Regions from separate parts of the Homo sapiens genome. Here region 2 is linked to region 1. A link is a loop called in an ENCODE intact Hi-C map of the cell type or tissue named here. Cell type or tissue: mammary epithelial cell. All regions are shown on one strand. Links, peaks and the distances in the headings refer to the core of each region. The heading gives the core; the rest is flanking DNA. Region 1 holds the start of TRH-GTG1-9 (tRNA-His (anticodon GTG) 1-9). Region 2 has its middle 28 kb from the start of SLC28A2-AS1.

Evidence for each region. Hi-C counts contacts between places; a loop is a spot of excess contacts. Peaks named below come from ENCODE experiments on the same cell type or tissue, not always from the same donor. Only the 100,000 strongest peaks of a DNase experiment are listed, where the experiment ranks them.
Region 2: it touches region 1 in a loop (7-fold over the local background); 2 of 110 quality-filtered maps call a loop at or near these places.

Annotation. Positions count from the first base shown.
Region 1 is chr15:45,199,220-45,210,267 of GRCh38, reverse strand. It overlaps TRH-GTG1-9 (tRNA-His (anticodon GTG) 1-9), which reads right to left and starts at 9,117; the gene lies at 9,046-9,117. It overlaps TRH-GTG1-8 (tRNA-His (anticodon GTG) 1-8), which reads left to right and starts at 9,784; the gene lies at 9,784-9,855. It also overlaps a transcript of SHF not described here. RefSeq lists silencers at 8,913-8,962, 8,983-9,042, 9,683-9,962 and enhancers at 8,916-9,425, 9,293-9,582, 10,463-10,622. In mammary epithelial cell, for the core only: a CTCF peak has its summit at 4,939 (motif pointing left); DNase peaks (open chromatin) are centred at 4,937 and 9,097; H3K4me3 peaks cover 579 bases; H3K27ac peaks cover 396 bases.
Region 2 is chr15:45,299,090-45,315,976 of GRCh38, reverse strand. No RefSeq gene overlaps it. Among named protein-coding and RNA genes, the nearest start is that of SLC28A2-AS1, 28 kb to the right of the region's middle. In mammary epithelial cell, for the core only: a CTCF peak has its summit at 8,668 (motif pointing left); no DNase peak of the experiment used is centred there.

The DNA of each region.
Region 1 (11,048 bases), core at 1,586-9,585:
TCCTATCAGACCTGTCAGATGTGACACACCATAACTTCCAAATTATTCTATTCATTCAAAGAATAATTCATTCAGCCCACCTTCACTTCAGGAAGAGAAATTAAGCTCTACTTCTTTTTTATTTTACTTTGAGACTGGAGTCTCGCTCTTATCGCCCAGGCTGGAAAGCAATGGCGTGATCTCAGCTCACTGCAACCTCTGCCTCCTGGGTTCAAGCAATTCTCCTGCCTCAGCCTCTGGAGTAGCTAGGATTACAGGTGCTCACCACCAAGCCCAGCTAATTTTTGTATTTTTAGTGGAGACAGAGTTTCACCATGGTGGCCAGGCTTGTCTTGAACTCCTGACCTCTGGTGACCCGACTGCCTCGGCCTCCCAAAGTGCTGGGATTACAGGTGTGAGCCACCGTGCACGGCCTCTACTTCTTTTTAAAAAAATTTTTTTAGAGATGGGGTCTAGCTATGTTGTCCAGGCTGGAGTGCAGTGGCTATTCATAGCCACAATCATAGTGCACTGTAGCTTCAAACTCCTGGGCTCAGGTGATCCTCCCACTTCAGCCTTCCAAGTGGCTGGACTATAGGCTTGTGCCATCAAGCCTGGCTAAGCTCTACTTCTTGAAGGGAGGAGTATCAGAGAATTTGTGAACATATGAACTTGTGAATCACCTGAGTTTTCTTGAAGCATTTGGCCAAAGAGAATTGAAGAAAAAGAAGTTATTTGCAGCTTTGATTATATGGTTAAAAATATTTTATCTAGACTCAGGACGAGGCCAGTGAACCAGAGTAGTCATGACACAGAAATAGTTTGACTTTTTGAAATTTTTTTATTTTTGATATGGAGTCTCGCTCTGTAGCCCAGGCTGGAGTGCAATGGTGCAATCTCGGCTCACTGCAACCTCCACCCCCTGGGTTCAAGTGATTCTCCTGCCTCAGCTTCCCGAGTAGCTGGGATTACAGGTGCGCACCACCACACCTGGCTAATTTTTGGGGTTTGTTTGTTTGTTTTTTGGTTTTTTTTTTGAGACAGAGTCTCACTCTGTCACCCAGGCTGGAGTGCAGTGGCACGATCTCGGCTCACTGCAAGCTCCGCCTCCCGGGTTCACACCATTCTACTGCCTCAGCCTCCCGAGTAGCTGGGACTACAGGCGCCCGCCACCACGCCTGGCTAATTTTTTTGTATTTTTAGTAGAGATGGGGTTTCACCACATTAGCCAGGATGGTCTCGATCTCCTGACCTTATGATCCACCCGCCTCAGCTGGGATTACAGGCATGAAACACCGTGGCCAGTATGACTGAAATTTAGAAGAAAGTTTGGAAATAAAAGAAATTCAAGTCAGATTGTTGCAATTTTTGTATGTATCTTTCCCTTTTAACTTAAAATTACATTTGAAATTTGCACATTGTACCATCATGTCAAATGCTCAATGCTAACAATATCAGTATAACATGGATACGTCTCTTTTCATGCTGTTTTGGCTACCCTGACTCTAGAAAACATTATACACTTGATATTAGATCTTCCTCTTTTGATCTGAGAGACCAAAATGGATGCACCATTATCAAGTAAGACAGACTCAAAGCTTAAGGAAAGTAACTTACCTATGGGTCCAAGGTGCCGGCTGGCATAGCAAATTGCTAAATTCCTATGGCTAAGGTCTCTAATAATAGGAGCTATGAGCTCTGATTTACAACCCAGACCCCAAGTCTGATTAGACAGAGGACCAGCCTTACAAATATTCTTTTCTCAGAAGCTATTGCAGACCTTAAGCCAGTTTCAGACAGCTTATAGAGGCTGTGCACAAATTGCCTTGGTGTCCTATAGTTCATCTTTTGATGTGGAGCCAATTCCACCTCATTTCAATGCCAAAATCCTACCCCAAAGTGAACGTGGCATGTATGTTACATACATGTTTACCCATTGCCCATACATAGAGTTCCCTCATAAATATGTATAGCTTTTCCCCAAATCTGCTGAATGTGTATGACACAAGCTCTGTGAAGCATAAAACCCAACGTGTCCTTCCCCTCCTTGAAGAAAGAGCAGGCCAGGTGAGGTGGCTCACACCTGTAATCCCAGCCCACTGGGAGGCCGAGGTGGGTGGATCACTTGAGCACAGGAGTTCAAGACCAGACTGGGCAACATGGTGAAACCCTGTCTCTACAAAAAATACAAAAATTAGTTGAGTGTGGTGGTGTGTGCATGTGGTCCCAGCTACTTGGGAGGCTGTGATGGGAGGATGGCTTGAGACCAGGAATTCAAGGCTGCAGTGAGCTATGATCACACCACTGCACTCCAGCCTGGGTGACAGAATGAAATACTGTCTCAAAAAAAAAAAAAAAAAAAAAGAAGAAGAAGAAGAAAGAGCACCATTGGTCCACGTTGGAGACTTTCTCTTCCCAGCTGCAAACTGATATCACCAATATAGCTCTCCTTTCTACCATCTAGCCATCTTGGTGATCTTCTGGATGACACACTCAAGCCTCATATCCATTTTTTTTTATCCAACATGTTCATCCCCTCTACCTCCATGCTAAAGAGAAAACATCTATAGGTGTGATTTGAGGGAAGAGTCCCTCGTTCATCCCTAGATGAGTATTAGTCCCCGAGCTCCAACATCAACTACTAGTCCAGGGAGCAGAAATTCTCTTCTGTCTCTCCTGAATGAAGACTTTTATCAGGATATAATTATCCATTTACACCTAACCTTTCTAAAACACAGATATGACTATGTCTCTCTTCTGCTTAAAAATGGGAACTTAAATGCCCCTCTCCCCTCAATGCCTGACACAAAGCCTATGGACAGCCTTCAGGAAATTTGTGAATTCCTGATATTTTATCATAGGTGTATTACTTTGGAGAACAAGGCTGTGGCTGTCAATGGATCCCCAAAGCAATGTTACCACAAAATGTGAAGAAACACCAGCCTCCAGGAAAAAGGCCTGACTCAAGTAAGAGATTCATCAAAATTTGGCTCCAGCCTCTCACCCTCCACTCTCTCCTCCATATCTTTGTTGTTTCTTTGTTTGTTTGTTTTAGGGGGAATTACAGGCATGTGCCATTGCACCCATCTAATTTTTGTATTTTTAGTAGAGATGGGGTTTCACCATGTTGGCCAGGCTAGTCTCGAACTCCTGGCCTCAAGTGATCCGCCCTCCCCGGCCTCCCTCCCCTCCATATCTAATGTTGTAGCTACAACTTGTCTTTTCCTATGCTATCTGTGCATCATACTTCCTTGCTTTTACTTATGCCTTTCTCTTTGCCTAGAATACCCTTTCCTTTTTATCTTTTTTGAGACAGAGTCTCATTCTCTCACCCAGGCTGGAGTGCAGTGGAGCAATCTCGGCTCACTACAACCTCCGCCTCTCAGCCTTAAGTGATTCTCCTGCCTCAGCCTCCCAAGTAGAATATCCTTTCCCTTTCTTTTCCAGGAAAAGTACTATGCATGCCTTGGAACTCAGATCAAATGTTGTATCCTGGTAGAATCAACGATCTAAGCTCCAACACACTTTGTATATATGTCTGGCATAGTTCTAATTAGTTCTTCACTCATCTGATTAACCCCGAACTAAAATGATCTCAGAGTAAGAATGGGTCTTATTTAATTCATATCTCCAAGGCCTAGCACAGATCATACTAGGCACTACTGGTTATTGGGCAGGAGGATAGGTGTCAGCATGGACCATTGCCCAACAGAACAGGAACACATCTCCCTCTGAGCATGCCTCCTCAGACCCCCTACTCACCCAGGACCATTTCTGCTCAGCCTGATGCTTTGGCTCTCTGAACTCTGTAGTGAGCTTTGTATTTGCAGATTTTTCTGACCAGTAACTCAAAACTAATTTTGGAGACCAACATTGCCAATTTAAAACGTTTCCAAGAAAAGATGTTTTTTAAAACCTATCACTGGCTGGGTACAGTGGCTCATGCCTGTAATCTCAACACTTTGGGAGGCCGAGGCAGGTGGATTACCTGAGGTCAGGAGTTCAAGACTAACCTGGCCAACAAGGTGAAACCCCGTCCCTACTAAAAATACAAAAATGAGCTGGGTGTGGCGGCACATGCCTGTAATCCCAGCTACTCAGGAGGCTGAGGCAGGAGAATCGCTTGAACCTGGGAGGCAGAGGTTGCAGTGAGCCAAGAGCAAGACTCCGTCTAAAAAACAAACAAACAAAAACAAAAACAAACAAAAAAACACCTATCACCTACTTTCTCCATAGTTTTATAAAAGTCACTTTAATACCTCAAAAATAAAAAGGTCATTGTCTCAGCCTAGAGGACAGTCCTTTGGATTAAATGCATTTAGCATTTTAAAAGCTTACCACATTGACCTCATTTTTTCATTCAGTGGTGAAAAGTTTGTCCTAGTTTATCAGTTCTAAAAAGTTTGGAAACCACTGATTTAGACCTTTGCTTCTGCAAGGCAGCTCCTGCATTCTTCCTGACTCAGGAATTAGTTTCAGGTCTCATGCCAGGAATAAAGTCCTGCACCATCTTTCCCTACAGTTTCTTTTTGTGGATATGGAGAGAAGTACCTAGAAACAAGAGACCGACTACAGCATATTGAACAGTCTATGCTGGTCACTTGACTTTGGATGAGGGGCAAATCTCAGTTGACAAACTCAGCTCAAAAATAAACTACTCTAGGCAAGAAGTATCTTATACAGCTTTGCAGCCCCCAATGACTTAAGAACTAAGAGATGCTAGTTTATGGGAAGAATGAAGAATGAATGAATGAATGAATGAGTGGATGGATGGATGGATGGATGGATGGATGGATGGATGGATGAATGGATAGATAAGTAGATGGATGAAATCTGAGTCCTCATTACCCAGAGAATCCCTGTGGAACAGGCTCAGTTAAGTCAGAAGTGGTATGTTGCAAATTAAATGAGTCTTTTCCAGCCTCAGCTTTTCACTACTACTTCCTGGGGCACAGCGCCTTCTAGTGGAAATCCAGATGTGCTGCCTCCTCCCTAGACGGCCCTAAACATGGGCCCTTTGATGACTCCCTCCCAGATCACCATCTCCTCACTGTGAAAACCTCAATGACATCCCCATTGATGAGGCTCAGTAGATTCAGGCAGGTCCCTTCTAGTAACCCAAGTACTCACAAGATGAACAATGAAGGATTCCATTAGAGCTTTAGGCTAGAGCAGCACTTCTCAAACTTTCCTGTGCAGATGAATCACTTGGAGAGGACCTTGTGGAAAACCGAAGATTTTCACTGGGTAATTCTGAGTTGTGGATCAAGATTCTGAATTTTGGACAAGCCTTCCAGGACCAGAGCCTGCTGGTCCAGTGGCAGCTGCTCAACACTGCGCCCCTGTGGGGGTTGGCAGCTCCCAGATATACGAGGTATAACCAGGGAGTATAACCAGGAAGCTGTGGGGTTGATGGTTTAAGCAGACAATCTGAAGCTTATAAATTACTGTTGTCCCTTTCAAGGTTTGCCCTTTGAAGTCTACACACTCCTACCAAAAAAAAAAAATTGTTTTTCTTTTGCTGGAATGTTATTTATAAAACATTTCTGGCATTGTCATTGAAATTTTTGTGCCTTAAAAGACTCAGTGGTGACATTTTTCTCTTTGAAGGTAGCTTTAAAAGCAGTCAAAAGTTATTTCAAAATAGAATGTGATTATAAATATTGAGGTGGATGTACTCATATGGCTTATAAATTAGCCCTGAAAATAATCTCCAAATAAGAATTCCAAAAATATTTTGGGCAGCTGTTTGGAGAAAGTGGAATGCCTGATTTGAAACACAATACTCATTTGGATGTTTATGTTCCAGGGTGTTCATTTTTAAGGAGTTGATTTCATTATGTTATATTCCCATCTACTATATTATTTAAGTAAAACTTCAGTAGGGCTTTGTAAGTGCCAGGCACTATTGCTTTACAAATATTCATTCATTTAATCTTCATAACAATCCTTTTACAGATGAGAAGTCATTCTACAATCATTTTACAGGTGAGAAAACTGAGGCATGGAGACATGTTGCTTCCCCAGGGTCACCTAGTTAGTAAATGGATGAGTTGAGATTCAAATCTTAAACAGCCTACTTTCAGGTGTCAGAGGCTTCATTACTAAGCTATGCTAGCTCCCCCAACAGAGACGAGGTCTCATTATACTGTCTAGTCTGGTCTTGAACTCCTGGGCTCAAGCAATCCTCCCACCTTAGTCTCCCAAAGTGCTGGGATTACAGGCGTGAGCCACCATCCCCAACTTATGCTACCCCTTAATTAGAGTTAGGACTAGTCTAGTACTATCAACTACTGTACCTCAGGGTCTATCAGATGGAAGGGAAAAAAATTCAAAGTGACTTAGAGGTTGGAAACCTGCAGAAATTAACAAATCCAACCAAGATGGGAACAACTGGAGCTGGAATGTGTGAACAGGGTGCTCTTAAGTATAAGCACCCTACCTCTTTCCTGGCACTGAGACCTAGAGAAGAGTTCCAACCTCAAGCTGGAAGTGATAGGAGGAAATATTACATTCCCAGAATCAGAAATCATAAAACAATTTTAAAAGCAAGGGACCAACAGGAAGGGGGTGCTGACTGATTGCTCAGAGAGGGTGTCCCAGGGCAGCGGGGTCTTGATGAGGTCATTCCAGGCCAGGGTCTCCAGGAGCAGGGCTTTGCCAGCCCTGACATTCCATTTTGTCAGTGTACCTAGAGATAAGTAGGCACAAGGGAAATGAATTATGCTAACCAGACTCTTATGAGTCTAAACCAAAACACCCACAGTTAGGAGAACAGTGCCAATAAGCTTGTTCAAAGCATGCTTTTTCCTGTAGGGAAGTCTAATGGGCAAATCATTATCAAAGTCTGTTTTGTAAGGAAAATTGACTGAGTGACCTCAGAAGAGGATGTTATGAAATGTTGAGAGCTGGATGCGCCCATCTCATGGACTACCGTGTAGCTGCCAAAAAGGCAGCCCTCCCCTCGTGTCACTCTTCCTGCAACTAGGTCACAATACAACACTTTCAGTTCAGCTTTCTTTAGCATTCCTGACCTCAGACATGGATGGCTAGTGGGTTATCTCAGATGGTGAATGTTTGTGATTTTTGTTTTATTGGTTGACGCTTTTTTTTTTTTTTGAGACAGGGTCTTGTTCTGTTGCCCAGGCTGGAGTTCAGTGGCATGATCACGGCTCACTGCAATCTCCCCCTCCCAGGCTCAAGCAATTCTCCCACTTCAGCCTCCTGAATAGCTGGGACTACAGGTACACACCGCCACACCTGGCTAATTTTTGTATTTTTTATAGAGAGAGCTTCTCACCATGTTGTCTAGGCTGGTCTCAAACCCCGGAGCTCAAGCAATCCTCCCACCTCAGCCTCCCAAAATGCTGGGATTACAGGCATGAACCACCATGCCCAGCCTCTTGGTTGACACTTTTTCCTTGTAGTACTCTTAGAGAGTGGCTACTCCTAACTTTCTCCTCAGGGTGTGGGAGCAGCTCATTGCCTACTGAAGCACCTGCAGCAGGGCAGTGGGGGCTGGTCTTCAGGGGAAAAGCCAGAGCCTTTCCTGGCATCCCACCCTGACACCTTATTCCAGCCCACAGATTGAAATCCGTCACAGCAGTTATTTGGTGAGGGGTTGGAGGAATATAAGTCACCACATTCCTGTTGGCCAGTTCTTTTTTTGTTGTTGGCGATGTTGATTTTCTAGACATATAACGTTTGAATCAGTCATCCAAAGCTTGGCAAGTTCTCAGGCTCACCTTTCCCCATTCTATTTTGCGCAGAACACTCTCGAGGTGTGAGCTGTCCTGTTGTGTGGTTTAAACTCGCCAAATGTAGAGAACTGGGAGACTGGAGACCTGGGGAGATTACAGCCCCCACGCAGTGCCTTGCTTTTTTTTTTTTTTTTTTTTTTTTTTTTTTGAGACAGGGTCTTGCTCTGTCGCCCAGGCTGGAATGCAGTGGTGTGATCTCAGCTCACTGCAACCTCTGCCTCTCGGGTTCAAGCAATCCTTCCACCTTAGCCTCCCAGGTAGCCGGGACTACAGGCACACGCCACCATGCCCTAATTTTTGTATTTTGGGTACAGACAGGGTTTCGCCATGTTGCCCAGGCTGGTCTGGAGCTCCTGAGCTCAAGAGATCCGCCCACCTCGGCCTCCCAGAGTGCTGGGATTACAGGCATGAAGCCAGTGCCTAGCTTTTAAGTGCTGTTCATTCTTTACTGATTGATTGTGGGTAGAGGGGGCGCAACCCCATTGCAATGTCTGTCTCTCCCAGGAATGATCTCGGGCTTGCCTTGCCACCCTCAGGACACCTGAGAGGAGCTGGAGAGGCTCATTCCTCAGTGCCCTCTCATTCCCTCCTTGAGAGTGACATAGCCACCACCAGCTGCCTGAAAGTCAAATCCAAAACTCACTTCCATTTTGCCTAATGCCAAATGACAGACTTGAATTTGTTGAGTTTGGGTTTTTTAGGTCCACATAAAACAAGCAAACAAAATGTGCTTAAACTTGAGGTAGATTAGGGGAAAACCCTCCAGGAGAAAACCCCCTCTCACCTAGGAGACTGTGGAGATGAAGGCCACAAACCTCTCATTAGCACCCCTCATAGTGGCTACTGGAACCAGCACCTCTAGTGCAGTCATATATTTCACTTGTCACGGGATCTGAAGCAAAACGGTTCAGCGTATGGTCTAATCTGCATTCTTCTAACCCTTAATTAATGTTTGCACATTGTTCCTATCACCCCTTTGTCCCAAAGTATTGATGTTTTAGCTAGTGTGAAGGTTTTTAGAGGATCCAATATATGATTCGGTCATTCACAAGGGTAAAATAAAGAGTACCACACAGAAACTACACAAAAATAAAATAATCACATATTGGGGAAGGTGGGGGTGACTGATTCACTAGCAGATGAGAAAGGAAAGCCCCAGAGTGTGCACCGAACTTTTTGTGCACACTTCATTGTCCGTTATAATTTCAGCCCTGGCCAGGTAACAGCTTTTAGAGTTAGCTTCCCAGAAGAATGTGTGGCTTTCTAAGTCTAAAAAGAGGCCCTTGCCGTACCATTGTTTCCACAATGCCGTGACTCGGATTCGAACCGAGGTTGCTGCGGCCACAACGCAGAGTACTAACCACTATACGATCACGGCGAGCTACCGGGACGCCACGACGAGCAGCTGACCCAGTGTTGCCCTTCTCGTCTAGATGGCGGCCATTCCAGCTTTCCTAAGCGTCCATTATCTACCAGGTTCCTCCCGCACCCACGTTCACCCGCAAGAGCAGCCGGGAGCGCTGTGGACTCCCTAGCCCGAAGTCTCCTCTTGGCTGTACGCACGGACCGCAAAAGAAGGGACATGAAAGTGCTTTGCAACCAAAGGATTCCTATGAGGCCGGGCCTGCAATGATGTGAAGCCCCTGAGGACGCCCGAATGGTGGCCCAAAGTCTCTCTGACGCTCACCATGCCCTGACTATCATGCTATCTGAACGACTTTGGCTGGGACTGGAGCTCTTAAATTTTACAAGAAGGAAAATCAGTTCTGACCCACCACCATACAACTTCCTTGAGGCGCGAGGTAAGGGGAACCCCAAGAGCAGCCTCCACGGTGGAGAAATCGGCCACCGTGTCTGGTGCGCAGGCAAGTGTGGACCAAAATCGAGAAAGCAGAGATTAATGCTCTTGCGTGCCCTCAGATGGCTGCGAGGGTGGAGATAGGCTAGAACAAACAATGACAAATCAATGACATTGCAAGGGGGCGGGGCTTTCAACAGAGAAGAGTTCAGGCGACAAGCCGAGGTCCTGTGTCCCTAGTAGCTCGCCGTGATCGTATAGTGGTTAGTACTCTGCGTTGTGGCCGCAGCAACCTCGGTTCGAATCCGAGTCACGGCATTGTGAGGACAATGGCACGGCAAGGGGAGTTTGTTTTATTGTACCAATCCGTTTTTAATCCTGAGTTCACAACATTGTGGAAAATGGACCCCGATTCCCTTGTGACATTTGAGAGCGACGTTTACGCTGGCTCTGGCTAAATTGGACTTTGGAAAGATATAGGCTTCCGGGTCCTCTGAGCCTGGGCGCGTTCTTGAAGACAAAGCACAGACCACTCGCCAGTTTAAAAAGTGTTGTAGTAGACATACGTACAAATTTCCACAGAAGCACTGGGAGCGGATTCCTAATGATAGGAAAAGAAGGCTTAGCAAAGGAAGTGAGGATCAAGGTAGCTCTTAAAGGCACAGTGAGAATTTGTCAGGCAGCCAGGATGATTTCGTGTACAGAGGCTTGAAGGGAGTCTTGAAAAGGAAAAATCTTTTTTTTTTTTTTTTTTTTTTTTTTTTTTTTTTTTTTTTTGAGATGGAGCCTCGCTCTGTCACCCAGGCTGGAGTGCAGTGGCGCGATCTTGGCTCACTGCAACCTCCGCCTCCTGGGTTCAAGCGATTCTCCTGCCTCAGCTTCCCGAGTAGCTGGGACTACAGGCACCCGCCACCAGGCCCATCTAGTTTTTTTGTATTTTTAGTAGAGACGAGGTTTCACCGAAAAGGAAAGATCTTAATTCCTCTTTATAAGTCTTCTGTCTTCTTTGTAAGTCCCCACCCCAACAACGCCCAAAGGCTCTGGCCTGACAGGTAGTAGGCGCTTCTCGAGGACGTGTTGAGTTGAATGAGTGAAATTGAGGCATGGGGAACGACACTGAAGGAGGGCCAAGAGATGAGCTGGAAAAGGCAGACGAAGTTCCTGCCGTCTAGGGGTGAGGGTGAGGAGGGTAGAAGTGAAAATATTCAAATCGTGTTTAGCAAGATCCCTCCCGCGGCTCTGCATAGGGAGGATTGATGGGAGAGGGTGACATTGGAGAGACAGGTGTTCTCTCTGGAATTCACTTGTTAAATGCCAATGGCACCTTCTGAGTTTTAGCAAATAGCCACTGCCTGCTGTGTACTCGGCCCGGTTCTAGGCGCCGTGGGGGCGAGAGCACTGATGGACAATAATTAAAATCGGACTTAGTCCCTGCTGCGGCCCCGTGACACAGCCTAGGTGGGCACCTGGCACGGCGGAAGCATTGCGGAAGGAGGAGTCAGGAGGAGTCA
Region 2 (16,887 bases), core at 5,201-13,200, 100 kb before region 1:
GACCTGCCTGGCCAACATGGTGAAACCCTGTCTCTACTAAAAATACAAAATTAGCCAGCCATAGTGGCAGGCAACTGTAACCCCAGCTACTTTGGACGCAGAGGCAGGAGAAGTCCTTGAACCTGGGAGGTGGAGGTTGCAGTGAGCTGAGATGCACCACTGCACTCCAGCCTGGGTGACAGAGGGAGACTCCGTCTAAAAATAAAATAAAATAAAATAAAAAATAAAATAAAATTAAATAAAATAAATGGCTAGGTGATTATAATACCACTTATTTATTAATCTTTTCCATATTGATTTAAAATGATGCCTGAGTAATATACAAATCTCTCATATATACATTCTTAGACGCTCAATACTGCTCCCTTGAAGTATAGGTTTCTGCATAATATACCAAACTGTTTTAATCATTGTAACTTTGTGATTAAATATCTAATTAGGTCAGTGTATTGGTTATCTATTGCTGCATAACAAATTACCCCCCAAATTCAGCATCTTAAATCAACATTTATTATCTCACACAATTTTTGAGGGCCAGGAATCTAGGAGCAGCTTAGCTGGGTGGTCCTGATTCAGGGTTTCTTATGGAGTTGCAGTTAACGTGTTGGTAGGGGCTGCAGGCACTTCAAAGCTTGACTGGGGCTGAAAGATTCACTCCTAACTCATTCCTGTTGCTGTTGGCAGGCATCAGTTCCTCATCTGATGTTGGCCAGAGGTTTTGATTCCTTGCCTTGTAGACCTCTCCATAAGGGCTGCTCACATCATGGCAGCTTGCTTCCTCCAGACCGAGAGTGTGTCCGGAATTGGCAAGTTCTTGGTCTCACTGACTTTAAGAATGAAAGTGCGGACCCTAGCGGTGAGTGTTACAGTTCTTAAAGGCGGCGTGTCCAGAGTTTGTTCCTTCTGATGTTCGGATGTGTTCGGGCTTCTGGTGGGTTCCCGGTTTCGCTGGCTCAGGAGTGAAGCTGCAGACCTTCGCGGTGAGTGTTACAGCTCATAAACGCAGTGTGGACCCAAAAAGTGAGCAGCAGCAAGATTTATTGCAAAGAGCGAAAGAACAAAGCTTCCACAGAGTGGAAGAGGACCCTACCCAATTGCCACTGGGGCTCGGGCAGCCTGCTTTTATTCTCTTATCTGGCCCCACCCACATCCTGCTGATTGCTAGAGCCCAGTGGTCTGTTTTGACAGGGCGCTGATTGGTGCCTTTACAATCCCTGAGCTAGACAGAAAGGTTCTCCACATCCCCACCAGAGTAGCTAGATACGGAGTGTCCATTGGTGCATTCACAAACCCTGAGCTAGACACACGGTGCTGATTGGTGTGTTTACAAACCTTGAGCTGGATACAGAGTGCCGATTGGTGTATTTACAATCCCTGAGCTAGACATAAAGGTTCTCCATGTCCCCACCAGACTCAGGAGCCCAGCTGGCTTCACCCAGTGGATCCCGCATGGGGGCTGCAGGTGGAGCTGGCTGCCAGTCCCGCGCCGCGCCATGCCCCTGCACTCCTCAGCCCTTGGGTGGTTGATGGGACTGGGCGCCGTGGAGCAGGGGGCGGCGCTCATTGGGGAGGCTCGGGGGGCACAGGAGCCCATGGAGGGGGTGGGAGGCTCAGGCATGGCGGGCTGCAGGTCCCTAGCCCTGCCCGGCAGGAAGGCAGCTAAGGCCCGGCGAGAAATCGAGCGCAGCGCTGGTGGGCTAGCACTGCTGGGGGACCCAGCACACCCTCCGCAGCCGCTGGCCCGGGTGCTAAGCCCCTCATTGCCCGGGGCCGGCAGGGCCGGCCGGCGGCTCCGAGTGCAGGGCCGGCTAAGCCCATGCCCACCCGGAACTCCAGCTGGCCCGCAAGCGCCGCTCGCAGCCCCGGTTCCTGCTCGCGCCTCTCCCAGCACACCTCCCTGCAAGCTGAGGGAGCCGGCTCCGGCCTTGGCCAGCCCAGAAAGGGGCTCCCACAGTGCAGCGGTGGGCTGAAGGGCTCTTCAAGTGCCGCCAAAGTGGGAGCCCAGGCAGAGGAGGCGCCGAGAGTGAGGGAGGGCTGTGAGGACTGCCAGCACGCTGTCACCTCTCAAGAGGACAAAGAGAGACACAGATTGGGAGAGAGAGAGAATGCACATGTCCAAGACAAAAACCACAGTCTTTTTTAACTTAACCCACAGTCTTTTTTAACTTAACCCCAGAAGTGATGTTCCATTACTTCTATCTTATGCTGTTGGTCACACAGACCAACCCTGGTTTAATAGAGTTGCCAGATTTAACAAATAACAGAGTATTCCCAGTTAAATTTGATTTTCAAATAAGCCATAAATTATTTAGTACAAGTATATTTCATGCATATAAACATATTTGGGACATACTTATACCAAAATACTATAAATTGTTTAACTGAAATTTAAATTTAACTGGGCATCTTATATTTTATCTGGCAACCCTACTACCCTGGTACAATATAGGAGGGGATACTCCAGGGTGTAAAAACCAGGAGGCAGAGATCATTTAGGGCCATGCTGGAGGCTGGCTCTATTTAAGGGTTAGTCATCCCTTACCACTATTTAAATTTTTTTTGCAGTCAATTTCATGTAACTACTCTTCCAGTTGGACTAAAAATCAAGTCAAGTTACAAAAAAAATTTAATTATAGTTTTTGTTGGGATTTCATTGAATCCATAGATTAATATAGAAAAAAATGGATATAAAATGCAATTTTCTGATCAATCCTTTTATTTTATTTATAAAGAAAAGAGGTTTAATTAGCTCTTGGTTCTGCAGGCTGTACAGGAAGCATAGCTGGGGAAGCCTCAGGAAACTTACACTCATGGTAGAAGGTGAAAGGGAAGCAAGGCACAACTTACATGGCTGGAGCATGAAGAAGAGAGTAAAGGGAGAGCTGCTACACACTTTTATTTTATTTTTTACTTCTTTATTTTTAAATTTTACTTTAAGTTCTGGGATACATGTGCAGAACGTGCAGGTTTGTTGCATAGGCACACATGTCCCATGGTGGTTTGCTGTACCTATCAACTTGTCATCTAGGTTTTAAGCCTCGTATGCATCAGGTATTTGTCTTAATGCTCTCTCTCCCCTTGCTCCCCACACCCCAACAGGCTGCAGTGTGTGATGTTCCCCTCCCTGTGTCCATGTGGTCTCATTCTTCAGCTCTCACTTATGAGTGAGAACATACAGTGTTTTGTTTTGTTTTCTGTTCCTGTGTTCATTTGCTGAGAATGATGGCTTCCAGCTTCATCCATGTCCCTGCAAAGGACATGAACCCATTCTTTTTTATGGTTGCATAGTATTCCATGGTGTATATGTGCCATATTTTCTGTAGGCAGTCTATTACTGATGGGCATTTGGGTTGGTTCCAAGATTTTGCCATTGTAAATAGTGCTGCAGTAAACATATGTGTGCATGTGTCTTTATAGTAGAATGATTTATAATCCTTTGGGTATATACCCAGTAATGGGATTGCTGGGTCAAATGGTATTTCTGGTTCTAGATCCTTGAGGAATCGCCACACTGTCTTCCACAATGGTTGAACTAATTTACACTCCCACCAACACTGTAAAAGTGTTCCATTTCTCCACATCCCTCTCCAGCATCTGTTGTTTCCTGACTTTTTAGTGATCACCATTCTAACTGGCGTGAGATGGTATCTCGTTGTGATTTTGATTTGTAGTTCTCTAATGACTAGTGATGATGAGCTTTTTTTCATATGTTTGTTGGCCGCATAAATGTCTTCTTTTGAGAAGTGTCTGTTCATATCCTTTGCCTACTTTTTGATGGGTTGTTTTTTTCTTGTGTAGATTCTGGATATTAGACCTTTGTCAGATGAGTAGATTGCAAATATTTTCTCCCATTCTGTAAGTTGCCTGTTCACTCTGATGATAGTTTCTTTTGCTGTGCAGAAGTGCTTTAGCTTAATTAGACCTCATTTGTCAATTTTGGCTTTTGTTGCAATTGATTTTGGTGCTACACACTTTTAAACAACCAGATCTCATGAGAACTCACTCACTATCACAAGAACAGCAAGGGTGATGCCCATCCCCATGATCCAGTCACCTCCCACCAGGTCCCCCCTCCAACACTGGGGATTACAATTTGACATGAGATCAATCCTTTTATGTCCTCTATTAAGTTTTATATTTTTATTCATCTAGGTCCTGCTTACTTCCTGTTAGGGTTTGTTGTTGTTGTTTTGATTTGTGATCAAAAAAATTTTACTTGTGATATTTTTGAACTGGTTGTGGTTGAAATATAAGAATACTATTAATTTTTATGTATTGTTTGCAATGACTGCCTTAGTGAATGCTCCTATTACTTCTTTTTTTTTTTTTAATAGAGATAGAGTCTTGCTCTGTCACCCAGGCTGGAGTGCAGTGGTGTGATCTCAGCTCACTGTAACCTCCACCTCCTGGGTTTGAGCGATTCTTCTGCCTCAGCCTCCCGAGTAGCTGGGATTACAGGTGCCTGCCACCACACCCGGCTCTTTTTTTTTTTTTTTTTTTTTTGTATTTTTAGTAGAGACGGGGTTTCACCGTGTTAGCTAGGATGGTCTCAATCTCCTGACCTTGTGATCCACCTGCCTCGGCCTCCCAAAGGGCTGGGATTACAGGCGTGAGCCACTGCGCCTGGCCTATTTCTAATAACTTTTAAGTTGATGCCCTTAGGCTTCCCAGGTATATATGATAATGTCATTTGCAAATAATGACAATTTTACCACGTCCTTTTCAATGTTTAAACCTCATATTTTGGTTTTTTAACTGACTATACTATCAAACAATTATAATTTTTATGAAAAAAGCTTGGACTAAGACAAAATCTTTTGAACTGGGGAAAATAGTATATAGGAAAACTATTTTACACATTTTATTATTTAGATTGAGGCTTAAATGTGGTATGATATTTCCAAACTACACCTCCAAAAGCTAAGAACCAAAACTTTCACTTAAAAAGCTTTCCAGAATTGTAGTTTGTTTAAATATTCCATATCTGCATTGCTTTGAAAGAACTTGAAACAAAGTCTGAATTCCAGGTGCAGCCTGACTTTTTTCTTATCATTTCAGATAAAAGTTCAAAGGGAACTTTTCAGAGGGCTTCAGACATATCATTATCCCAAAGAGTTTATTAAATAAAGAGCTTTGGATCAGGAAAACAAGAACCCCAAGTTATATAAGGGTGAGTCTTCTGCGAATCTAGAGGACAGGCCACCAGCACAAAAACAACATTACCCCAGCTTTCAGAGGAATGCTGCAGCCTTCGCCAGGCATTGGCTCCTGTCCTTTAACAACAGTTTGTTAACACTTTCTTGAGCAGTGGGAGTGGCAGGTTTTTCACAAGGGAGACTGGGGTAGCAATCTGGAGGGAAGGGGAAGCTAGAGGACTTGTCTCAAGGCTACTTCTGCGTAGTAAATAATGTGTGTTCTAAATATGCTTTTTTTTTTTTTTTTTGAAACAGGGTCTCACTCTGTTGCCCAGGCTGGAGTGCAGTGGTGCATTCTTAGTTCACTGCAGCTTCCTCCTCCCAGGTTCAAGCAATTTTTCTGCCTCAGCTTCCAGAGTAGCTGGGCCCACAGATGCATGCCACCACACCCGTGGGGCTTTTTGTTTGTTCGTTTGTTGTATTTTTCGTAGAGACAGGGTTTTGCCATGTTGGCCAGGCTGGTCTCAAACTCCTGGCCTCAAGTCATCCGCCCACCTCTGCCTCTCAAAGTGCTGAGATTACAGGCGTGAGCCACTGCGCCCGACCAAAAATATGCTTCTGTCTATAATTACAAACTTTTGTTTATGTATTAATTATGATTCTGGAGGGGGGTTGCGGAGTTTATGAAAATTGGTGGCCGGCGGGGGGGAGATAAGGCTCTCCCAGGCCATTCCTTCCCCTTGCCAGTGCTGTAAAGAACTGTTCTAAATTGATGGAGAGAAGATTTCGAGTGCTATCACAATACACACATGCAAACACACACACACACAAAGGTAACATGAGGAGATGGATATGTTAATTTGCTTGACTGTAGTAATCGTTTCACTGTGTTTATGTATATACTACTTAAAATATACACTTTTTATTACAAAAAAAAGAGACAAAAATAAGTCGTATGGAAATATAAAGTTTAAAAAGATACAATTCTTGCCCTCAAAATAGCATATAGTCGAAACAAAAGGGTAGGGCACAAAGAGAGGGCAAAGCATGAATCAAAGAAAAAGACTGAGGTAACTGCTGATTATGGGCACAGTACATAACCAACTGTTCCACCTTGAGGTTACAAATGAAAACATCAATGTTGAGGGCTAAGTTGGTTTTAAATTCTGACTTAACACGGTGTTGATGGTGGCAAAAGACCTCCATGGAAGGGGGTGTAGGAAGAAGGAAGGAGAAGTGTCTTTTTCCTAGCACCCCCGGAAATGAGGTCCTAAGCCCTGTTGAGTCCAGAGAGGCACCTCGTCCCATCACACAGCTAATTATGTAGCAGCTCTTCGGGAAGAGGGGTTTCAAATCCTCCAGAGAGTTCAACACAGGTCTGGAGACTGAAAACAACCCAGGTGGAGCAGCTTCATTCAGCACTTACTGTGTAAATATGTTATTAAGCACTATATTGGGGATAAAATAGGACAAATATGTTCTCTATCTTCAGAGATATTGTTTGCAATGGAAGAAGTTTTCCTCTCTGCCACCTCACAATCACACTCAGGATCTTACCTGTGCATAATCATTCAGAAGGATCCACCAAAACAACTGGGCTTGCATTTTCCAGAAGCTTCTTGTCCTCGAGACTGTGTGCTCCTTATGAATAGAGTGCAAACAAATGCGACAAAAAATGTAGAAGATGCTCAGCCCATTATTATTATTATTATTTTTTCTAAAGATAGGGCATCACTGCAGCCCAGGCTGGAGTGTAGTGGTGCAAACATGGCTCACTGCAGCCTCGACCTCTAGGGCTCAAGCAATCCTCCCACCTCCCAGCCTCCTGAGTAGCTGAGACCACAGGTGTGTGCCACCATGCCTGGCTAATTTTATAATTTTCTGTAGAGATGGGGTCTCCCTGTGATGCTCAGGCTGGTCTCAAACTCCTGGCCTCAAGCAATCCCTCCACCTTGGCCTCCCAAAGTGGTAAGATTACAGGCATGAGCCTGGACAGTTCTCTTTAACTCTCAAATGCCCACATCAGAAAAGACAGTACAAATGTAAGCTGATTTTCCTATTTCTCTTTAGGGGCACTGTGTTAACAACAGTTTCTAACTTAATGAATGCCAATTGTGAGCCAATTTAAACCAAATAAACCAGGCCAAGTCATTCTATTACACAGTAGATCAGAGCAAAACCCATTCTAGCCTGGACCAGTGGCATCCAAACAATAACCTAAATGCCTGGGGAGAAAGGCCAATTTAATTAACATTCCACCCTGAACTCTTTTTTTTTTTTTTTTTGAGACGGAGTCTCACTGTATCAGCCAGGATGGAGTGCAGTGGTGTAACCTCAGCTTACTGCAACCTCTGCCTCCTGGGTTCAAGCAATTCTCCTACCTCAGCCTCCTGAGTAGCTGGGGCTACAGGTGAGTGCCACCATGCCTGGCTACTTTTTTGTATATTTAGTAGAGACAGGGTTTCACCATGTTGGCCAGGCTGGGTCTTGAACTCCTGACCTCAGGTGATCCGCCCGCCTCGGCCTCCCAAAGTGCTGGGATTACAGGTGTGAGCCATAGCGTCAGGCCCCTGAACTCTTGATTCTATCCACCATCCCCTCCTCCAAAACCTCTTCCTCCCCAAGCCTTCTCCACCTCAGAAAATGGCAACCCCATCATCCAGCCAGTTGCTTCATCCAGAGACTGGGGAGTCATCTTTAATGCATCTACTTTCTAACTTCCCAGATCTAGTGACCACATCCTGTCAATTCTACCTCCAATTTCTCTTGAATTCATCTACTTCTCTTTCCTCTGGCATCACCCTGATCCAAGTCATCTTCATCTCCCTCTAAGAAAACTGCAATGGCTTCCTAGCTGATCTGCTTACTTCCACTCTTACAGGAATCCATCAGATTCTTCAGAGACCTAATAGGTCTCTTTTTCTCCACATACCTAGCTCATCATAGCACTCATCGCAATTTATTTAAATATATATGTATGTATGTATGTATGTATGTATATAGCTACATATATTTGTTTATATATGTGTGTGTGTATACGTTTATGGAATGTTGCTCTCCTCAGAATTTAATCTCCATGAAGACAAAGTCCATGTCTGATTTTCTTTCACTGAAGTATTATTCCTAGTGCCTAACACAGTACCCAGCATATAGTCAGCATCAATAAAACTTGTTGGAAGAATGAAAGAATGAATGAACGAATGCTTTGTGGAATCCCTGCATGACAGAAGTCCTTCTGTTCACAATAGACAACTGCAGTCCAGAGCCCATTCTCTTAAAAGTCTTTCTTTTAACCTCAAAGCCACATGAGTCAATTCCTCAAAGAGAATGCACTTACTCCTCCAGGCTGATTATACAGTGACCTTCCAGCAGAGCCATTTAGGAAGAAAAGAGTCAGATCTCTGATGGAGCCAGACTAGATGGAGAGAAGCCAAATGAGAATTCCCTTTCTAATGCGTTGGAAAGATCTGAAGAAGAAAATGAAACAAAAATCTTAGACTTAGAGCCTTTGAGGAATTCTTGCCATCTGGTGGCAATAATATTAATCTGCAGGCAACCAAGCACTTTTCCTCGGCTTTCTATAGTATCTCAACATTTCTGAAATTGTACAATGATTTTAACCTTGGTGTGGGTCTCCTTTGATTTCATCATGCCCTGTATTCTAGAAATTTATGGCCTTCAGTTCTGGGAAATTTTCTCAAATTATTTCTTTTAGTATTTTTCTTCCCAATATTTTTTCTTTCTCTTGTTGAAATTTCTATTATATTATTCAGATGTTAGATCTCTGATCTTTTAACTTGCTTTTCTCTTTTCTTCTGTCTCATTATGTCTTTTTGTACTAATTTTTGAAAGGTAATAATTTTGGCTCCACCAAAATATCACTAAAACAGGCCATTGATTAAACAAAGACAACTTTATTCCTATGGCAGTAAGGAAGAACACTAACTTGACAGAGTCTTAGTAGCCTCTCAGAAGGGGCAGGGAAAAGTTGACATATTTATGAAGTTTTGAAGTCTGGTTTAAGGCAGGTCTTTCAATGCTAGGGCTTGATCAGAATTGGATAAGGATAATAGTTTAGAGTTGGTGGACACAGCAAGATTTTGAGGTGACGGATTCAAAGAGTGTTGGTGCCAGTCTTGGTGGCTCATGCCTGTAATCCCAGCACTTTGAGAGGCTGCTGAGGGAGGATCACTTGAGCCCAGGAGTTTGAGACCAGCCTGGGTTACATAGTGAGACCCCTGTCTCTACCAAAAAATAAAAAAATTAGCTGAGTGTGGTGATGCATGCCTGTAGTCCCAGCTACTCAGGAGACTAAGGAGGGAGGATCACTTGAGTCAAGGAGCTGGAGGCTGCAGTGAACTATGATCATGCCACTGCACTCCAGCTTGGGCAATAGAGCGTGACCCTGTCTCAAAAAAAAAAAAAAAAAAAAAAAAAAGAGAGCGAGAGAAAGAAAAAGAAAAAAACAATTCTTGGGGAGTAAACTGTCACTTGATGATATCTATTGGTAAATCGGACAGTTTGATGTTTATTTTAACAGTTTCTGGGGGAAATAAATCCCAGAATAAACAAAGTTATTTGCTTCTTTTATTGCCTCATGAAAGAGGTCCCTTTTATAATAAAGTTTTATTTGTGAAGAGACTGAAAGAGTAATGTCTTGTAAATTTAAACAGTAAACTATGTGGTTTCAGTCCTCAGAAACCACTTTATTTTCCTCGTCTTATTTTCCTTCCCTTCTGTTGAATTTTTTTTTTCTACTATAGCATTTTCCACTTACAGGAGTCTCTTTTCTTCTCAATTCTCCTTTTTAAAGCCTCCTTTCTTTGGGGAAAGGGGAGATATGATATCTTTTCCTAGCAACAGGAACAGACAGTAGGTATTTTTTAAACACATTTTCCTGCCAACTCCATTGCTTTGATTTCCTCTGAGTTCCATTTTGTTCATTCTGTCCTTCATGCTGGAGAAATTCCTTTATTGTCTGAAGGTGATCCTTTATAGGACAGTGACTAATCATAGGCATAAAGTATCAGTTAAACAAGATGAATAAGCTCTAGAGATCTGCAGCATGACAATGTGCCTATAGACAACAAAAACATATTGCACACCTAACAATGTGTTAATAGGGTAGATTTCATGTTCAGTGTTCTTACCACGATAAATTAAACTAAAAGAAAGAACAGTGAGACCAATACCAGAGGTGAGGCAGAGTAGGAGGTTGGGCTGATCAGTGTAGAATGATCTTATTAAGCTTGGAAGGTTTTCCCTGCTCTTGGGGTGGAACATTTTCCCAAAGAGGAATTTTCCAGTTTCCTGTGGGTTGAAGAGGGTAAGCTGGTTGCAGAATTCTCAGAACCGAGTTGGAGAAGGGAGCTAGGTTGTCACTGTCTAATATTGGCTTTCGTTTAAGTCCCATTTTCTGTAAAGTATCCCTACCCTCAACTATGGCTTTTTTTTCAGTCATTTTTCCCCTTTCAGAGATACCTACCACCTCTAATACCCAAGCTTTTCTGGAGTTCTGGGAATTGGCTTGCTCTGAGTTTTTTTCATTAATAGTTTAATGGGTTATCACTCTGCTAGGTCAGTTTCCACCTTTCCATCGGCTTTACAACTCTTGAAGTGTAGTCACTGTCATCTTCTTACCCAGTTTTTTTGTCCTTGTTGGTTTATGCATTTTGAATATATTGACATTTTAGAAGGCTTTGGCTAGGCATCAGCGACAAGTGAATGTGCTCATTCGACCACATTTAACCAGGAGTCTGCATTATATTCCTAAGATCCCCTCCAACTTCTAATTCTGTGATTTTAAATACATTTTAATTAAGGCAAGAGTGAGTACATAATTAGATACAAAGCTGGAGAGATTACGATTTCACGCAAATGAGATGGAAAAAGAGAGGTAATTAGCTTTAGCTTTTCAATAATCAGTCTAGGGGAAACTTCATGGAAGAGGTATTTTAATAACTGAACCTGAACCCTTTCTCTCTTTCTCCCTTAAGAGCAGCATGGATGAACCAAAGACAAGTTGAGGTAGCCTGCAGCAATTTTGATCTTGATCCAGACTGCAAAAACAAATTACCATCAAGATTTAGGAAGGAAGAAGAGACAATATTTAAAAAAACCTGAAAATTCCACAGGGAGAAACTGCATGTGCCTGACTAAGGCAATGCTAATAGGAATAGAAAGAAAGCATGGATAGATATTTACATGACATGATTTTGCATTTTTTAAAGTAATGAATCAAGGGCTGGGCGTGGTAGCTCACACCTGTAATCCCAGAACTTTGGGAGGCCGAGGCAGAGGATCACTTGAGGCCCAGAGTTCAAGACCAGCCTGGGTGACATACAGAGACTCCATCTCTACAAAAAACTTAAAAATTCGCTGGACATGGTGGTGCACGCCTGTAGTCCTAGCTACTTGGGAGGTTGAGGGGGAAGGCTTGCTTGAGCCCAGGAGTTTGAGTCTGCTATGAGCTATGACTGTGCTGCTGCCCTCTCGCCTAGGCAACAGAGCAAGACCCTGACTCTAAAATTTAAAAATACATAAAAATAAATAATGAATAAAAATTGGTAAATTAATAAGTTTACTGAATACCTATATTATAAGTAAAGAGGACACTGTACTAGATGTAATAAGAAAGAGAAAAAAGAATTGTGCTCAGAAGTTGGTGATATTCTTAAATAATAAATATTTTTGATATTGTTGGGTAATTTATGACTTGAGAACGATTACAAAGTGACAAGTTAATGAAAAGCTTAGAAGATTTCAGTACAAATTAATAGTGGACATGCAAGAATGATTCAAAAAGGAACTTAAGAAAACAGTCTCATTTATAATAGCATCCAAAAGAATAAAATATCTAGGAATAAATTTAACTAAGGAGGTGAAAGCCTTGTGCATTGAAAACTACAATACATTGCTGGAAGAAAGTTAAGAAGACATCAATAAATGAAAAGATATCTCATATTCATCTATTGGAAATTGGAATATTTAATATTGTTAAGACAGCAATGCTACCCAAAGTGATCTACATATTCAATGCAATTCCTATAAAAATTCCAATGCCTTTTTTTTTCTTGCAGAAATGGAAAAGTAGATCCTCTCAAATTCATAGGGAATTGCAAGGGGCCCTGATTATCTAAAATAATATCAAAAAAATAACAAAGTTGGAAGACTCATAGTTTCCAATTTCAAAACTTACTACATAGCTACAGTGATCAAAACAGTGTGAGGTATTGGCATAAGGACAGAGATAAACATCAATGGAATAGAATTGAGAGACCAGAAGTAAACCCATACATCTATGGACAATTGATTTTCAACAAGGGTGACAAGACCATTTGATGGGGAAGAAGTAATCTTTTCAACAAATGGTTCTGGGAAAACTGGATATCCACATCCAAAAGAATGACACTTTTTGGACCCCTACCTCACACCATATACAAAAAGTAACTCAAAATGGATCAAAAGTAACTCAAAATGGATCAAAAAAAAAAAAAAAAAAGACTGGATGTGGTGGCTCACATCTGTAAATCCCAGCACTTTGGGAGGCTGAGGCAGGTGGATCACCTGAGGTCAGGAGTTCAAGACCAGCCTGGCCAACATGGTGAAACCCTGTCTCTACTAAAAATACAAAAATTAGCCGGCATGCTGGTGAATGCCTGTAATCCCAGCTACTTGGGAGGCTGAGGCAGGAGAATAGCTTGAACCCAGGAAGCAGAGAGGCTGCAGTGAGCTGAGATCACGCCATCATGCTCTATCCTGGGCAACAGAGCCAGAGCGAGACTCTGCCTCAAAAAAAAAAAAAAAAAACCTAAATGTAGAAACAAAAACTACTAAACTCTTAGAAAAAAGGATCAAGGTAAATTTTTATCAGTTTGGATTTGGCAATGAATTCTTAGATATGGCACCAAAAGCACAAGCAATAAGAGAAAAAAATAGGTAAAATGGACTGTGTCCAAATTTAAAACTTTTATGTCAGGACATTACCAAGAAAGTGAAAAGACAACCTAAAGAATGGGACATTTGCAACTCATATATTTGCTAAGTGCCTGGTATCAAAAATATATTTTTTAAAACTCTTACAGCTCAACAGAAAAAAACAAGCAACTCAGTTTAAAAATGGGCAGAGTGCTTAAGTAGATATTTCTTCAAAGAAGATATACCAGTGAGCAACAACCACATAAAAAGATGCTCAATGTCATTCGTCATTAGGGAAATGTAAATCAAAACCACAATGAGATACCACTTCAAACCCACTAGGATTGCTATAATTAGAAAACCAAAACCAAACAACAACAACAACAACAACAAAAAGAAAACAGTAAGTATTGCTAAGGAATTAGAGAAATTGGAACTCTTGTACATTGCTGATGGAATATAAAATGGTGCAACCATTGTTAAAAACCGTTTGGTGGTTTCTCAAAAAATCAAACAGGGAATTACCCTATGACCCAGCAATTGTACTTCAAGGTATATACTGCAAAGAATTGACAACAGATACTTAAACAAATACGTGTACATGAATGTTCACAGCAACACTATTCACAATAGCCAAAAGATGGGAACAAACCACATGTCCATAAAAGAATGAATGAATAAATAAAATGTGACATATGCATATAATAGAATATTATTCAGCCATAAAAAGGAACAAAGGACTGATACATGCTACAACATGCAGGTACCTTGAAAACATTATGCTAAGTAGAATAAATCAGACACAAAGGTCATATGTGGGTTTCATTTATATGTAATATTCAGAATAGAAAAATCTGTACAGATAGAAAGCAGATTAGTTGTTCCAGGGGCTAAAAGAGGGTAGAATGAGGAGTGACTGCTTAATGGGTAAAGCGTTGTCCTTTGGGCTAATGAAAATGTTTTGAAACTATATAGAGGTGGTACACATTGTGAGTGTTCTAAACGCCACTGAATTGTATACTTTAAAATGATTAATATGGCCGGGTGCGGTGGCTCATGTCTACAATCCCAGCACTTTGGGAAGCCAAGATGGGAGGATCCCTTGAGCTCAGGAGTCCAAGACCAGCCTGGGCAATGTGGCGAAACCCTGTCTCTACAGAAAATACAAAAGTTAGCACATAGTGGCACACAACTGTGGTACCAGCTACTCTAGGGCTGAGGCAGGAGGATTGCTTGAGCCTGGGATGTTGAGGCTATAATGAGCTATGGCCCCACTACACTCCAGCCTGAGTGACAGAGAGAGACCTTGCCTCAAAAAATAAAATGATTAATATTATGCTACGAATGTCATGTCAATTAAAAAAAAAAGAGTGAAGAAAATGCCGAAGGACCTATTTTTTTAAAGCCTTAAAAGTAGAGAAAAATAGAGTGAAGCAAATTCAAATACAAAGCCAAAACAAAACAAGGGTGTATAACACTGAGAATTTCACCCTGAAAATAAAAATGGATATGGACACTAACAAGTAAAAAAGATAGAGTATACACAATCACAAAAAAAGCAAATCAAAAAATTTTTTGTGAGCAGTACTCTGGGAATGCTGACTGAATAGATGAAACTCGTAACTGTTATTTTAAAAATTTCACTGCGATGCTAAAGGGCAGGAAACCTAGACAAAATAGAGATAGGGAAGAAGCCTGCTTTCCTGAGAACCTAGAAAGTTAAAAGTGATATCTTGGCTTGAAATGGATACAGCATAGACTAGAAGAGAAAAATCATCCTAAGGATCAGGACCTACAGGAAAGACATTATATTAAGAGATAGGAAGGAAGACAGTGAATGCCTAACATAGACTGAAGATTGGGGGCCTTGAGTAGTAGGGAATACAAGACATAAAACCCAGAAGTGCCAGCCATTGATATCCCAGTAATTTCCAGCTTTACATCCCAAATTCTTCCCATCCCTGCCTAGTAGCCTATTCCACAACAGTCATGGCAAAATCTACTGCTACAGCCAAGGCTTTAAGGTCAGCATTCTTTAACTCCTAGTTTAGCAGGGAAGCTCAAAATATAAATTTTTCTTGAAACTAAAGTACTCTATTGGACCAGCCAGAGGGGATGAGCTTAAGATGGGGAAGTAGATTTATGTGCTATTCATAAGGAGTATAGATATTTGAATTTCCAAAAAATATAAAGAGGCTTAGACTTAAGAAATAGGAACAGTGGTGTGTTTCATTTTAAAAAAAAATCCCTGCCACTCTTGGTTAAACAGGTGGGTTTTAAAGCCAGAGCTCCTGGGATCAAATGCCAGCTCCACCATTTATTAGCAAGCTCATCACTCTTCGCTTGTTTCCTCCGTAAGAAGTAGATAATAACAGTATGTAAAGCTTAGGTTTTTGAAGACTGTATGTAAGATATGCATGGCACCTGGTGCTTGCTAAGGTCTCAACACACGTTACTTTCACTTTTCTGATCATTCTGTTTCCCGTTGAGGAGAGCTGCTCCCAGATTTGCTTTAAATAGGAGACTGAGCTGGACATGGTGGTTCACATCTGTAATCTCAGCACTTTGGGAGGCTGAGAGGGGAGGATAACTTGAGTCCAGGAGTTGGAAGCCAGCCTGGGCAACATAGTGAGTCCCCATGTCTAAAACATATTTTCAAACAATTAGCTGGAGGTCGTGGTGCATGCCTGTAGTCTATCCCAGCTACTCAGGAGGCCAAGGTGGGAGGATCATTTGAGCCCAGGAAGTCGAGGCTGCAGTGAGCAATGATCATGCCACTCCACTCCAGCCTGGGTGACAGAGCAAGATCTATCTCTACAAAAATAAAAAATTAACCAGGCATGGTGGCACAGGCCTGTAATCTCAGCTACTCAGGAGACTGAGACAGGAGGTTGCTTGAGCCCAGGAGGTTGAGGCTGCAATGAGCTGAGATCATTCCACTGTACTCCAGCCTTGGCTACAGAGCAAGACCCTGTCTCAAAAAAAAAAAATTAAATTAAATTAAAATAAATAAATAGGAGACTAAGGCAGAATTAGAAATTCAGCCCTTCCTCTCCAAATTTCCTCTTTGTTCATGTGTTTGGGCCAAACTTTTAAATAAGCCCAACAAATTAATTTGTAGCCAAAGACTGAGCTCCATGGTAATAATGGCAGTGGCTAACACTCCAAACTAACTGTGCGACAGCCACTATTATAGACTGATTTTTTATGATGACCCTGTGGGGTGGGTACATATTATCCCTGTTTTACAGGTGAGAAAACTGAGTTACAGAGAGGCTAAGTATCTTGCCTAATATCAGCTATTGATAATGGCTATTAAATGGCAGTTAGGGTTAGAATCCAGGTAGTCTGCGTATTAGTCCATTTTCATGCTGCTTATAAAGACTTACCCAAGACTGGGAAGAAAAAGAGGTTTAAATGGACTTTAAGTTCCACATGGCTGGGGAGGCCTCAGAATCATGGTGAGTGGTGAAAGGCACTTCTTACATGGCAGCAGCAAGACAAGATGAGAAAGATGCAAAAGCAGAAACCCCTGATAAAATCATTAGATCTCATGAGACTTATTCACTACCATGAGAACAGTATGGGGAAAACTGCCCGCATGATTCCAATTATCTCCCACTGGGTCCCTCCCATAACACATGAGAATTATGGGAGCATAGTTCAAGTTGACATTTGTGTGAGAACACAGAGCAAAACCACATCATTCTGCCCCTGGCCCCTCCAAATCTCATGTCCTCACTTTTCAAAACCAATCATGCCTTCCCAACAGTCCCCCAAGGTCTTAACGCATTTCAGCACTAACCCAAAAGTCCACAGTCCAAAGTTTCATCTG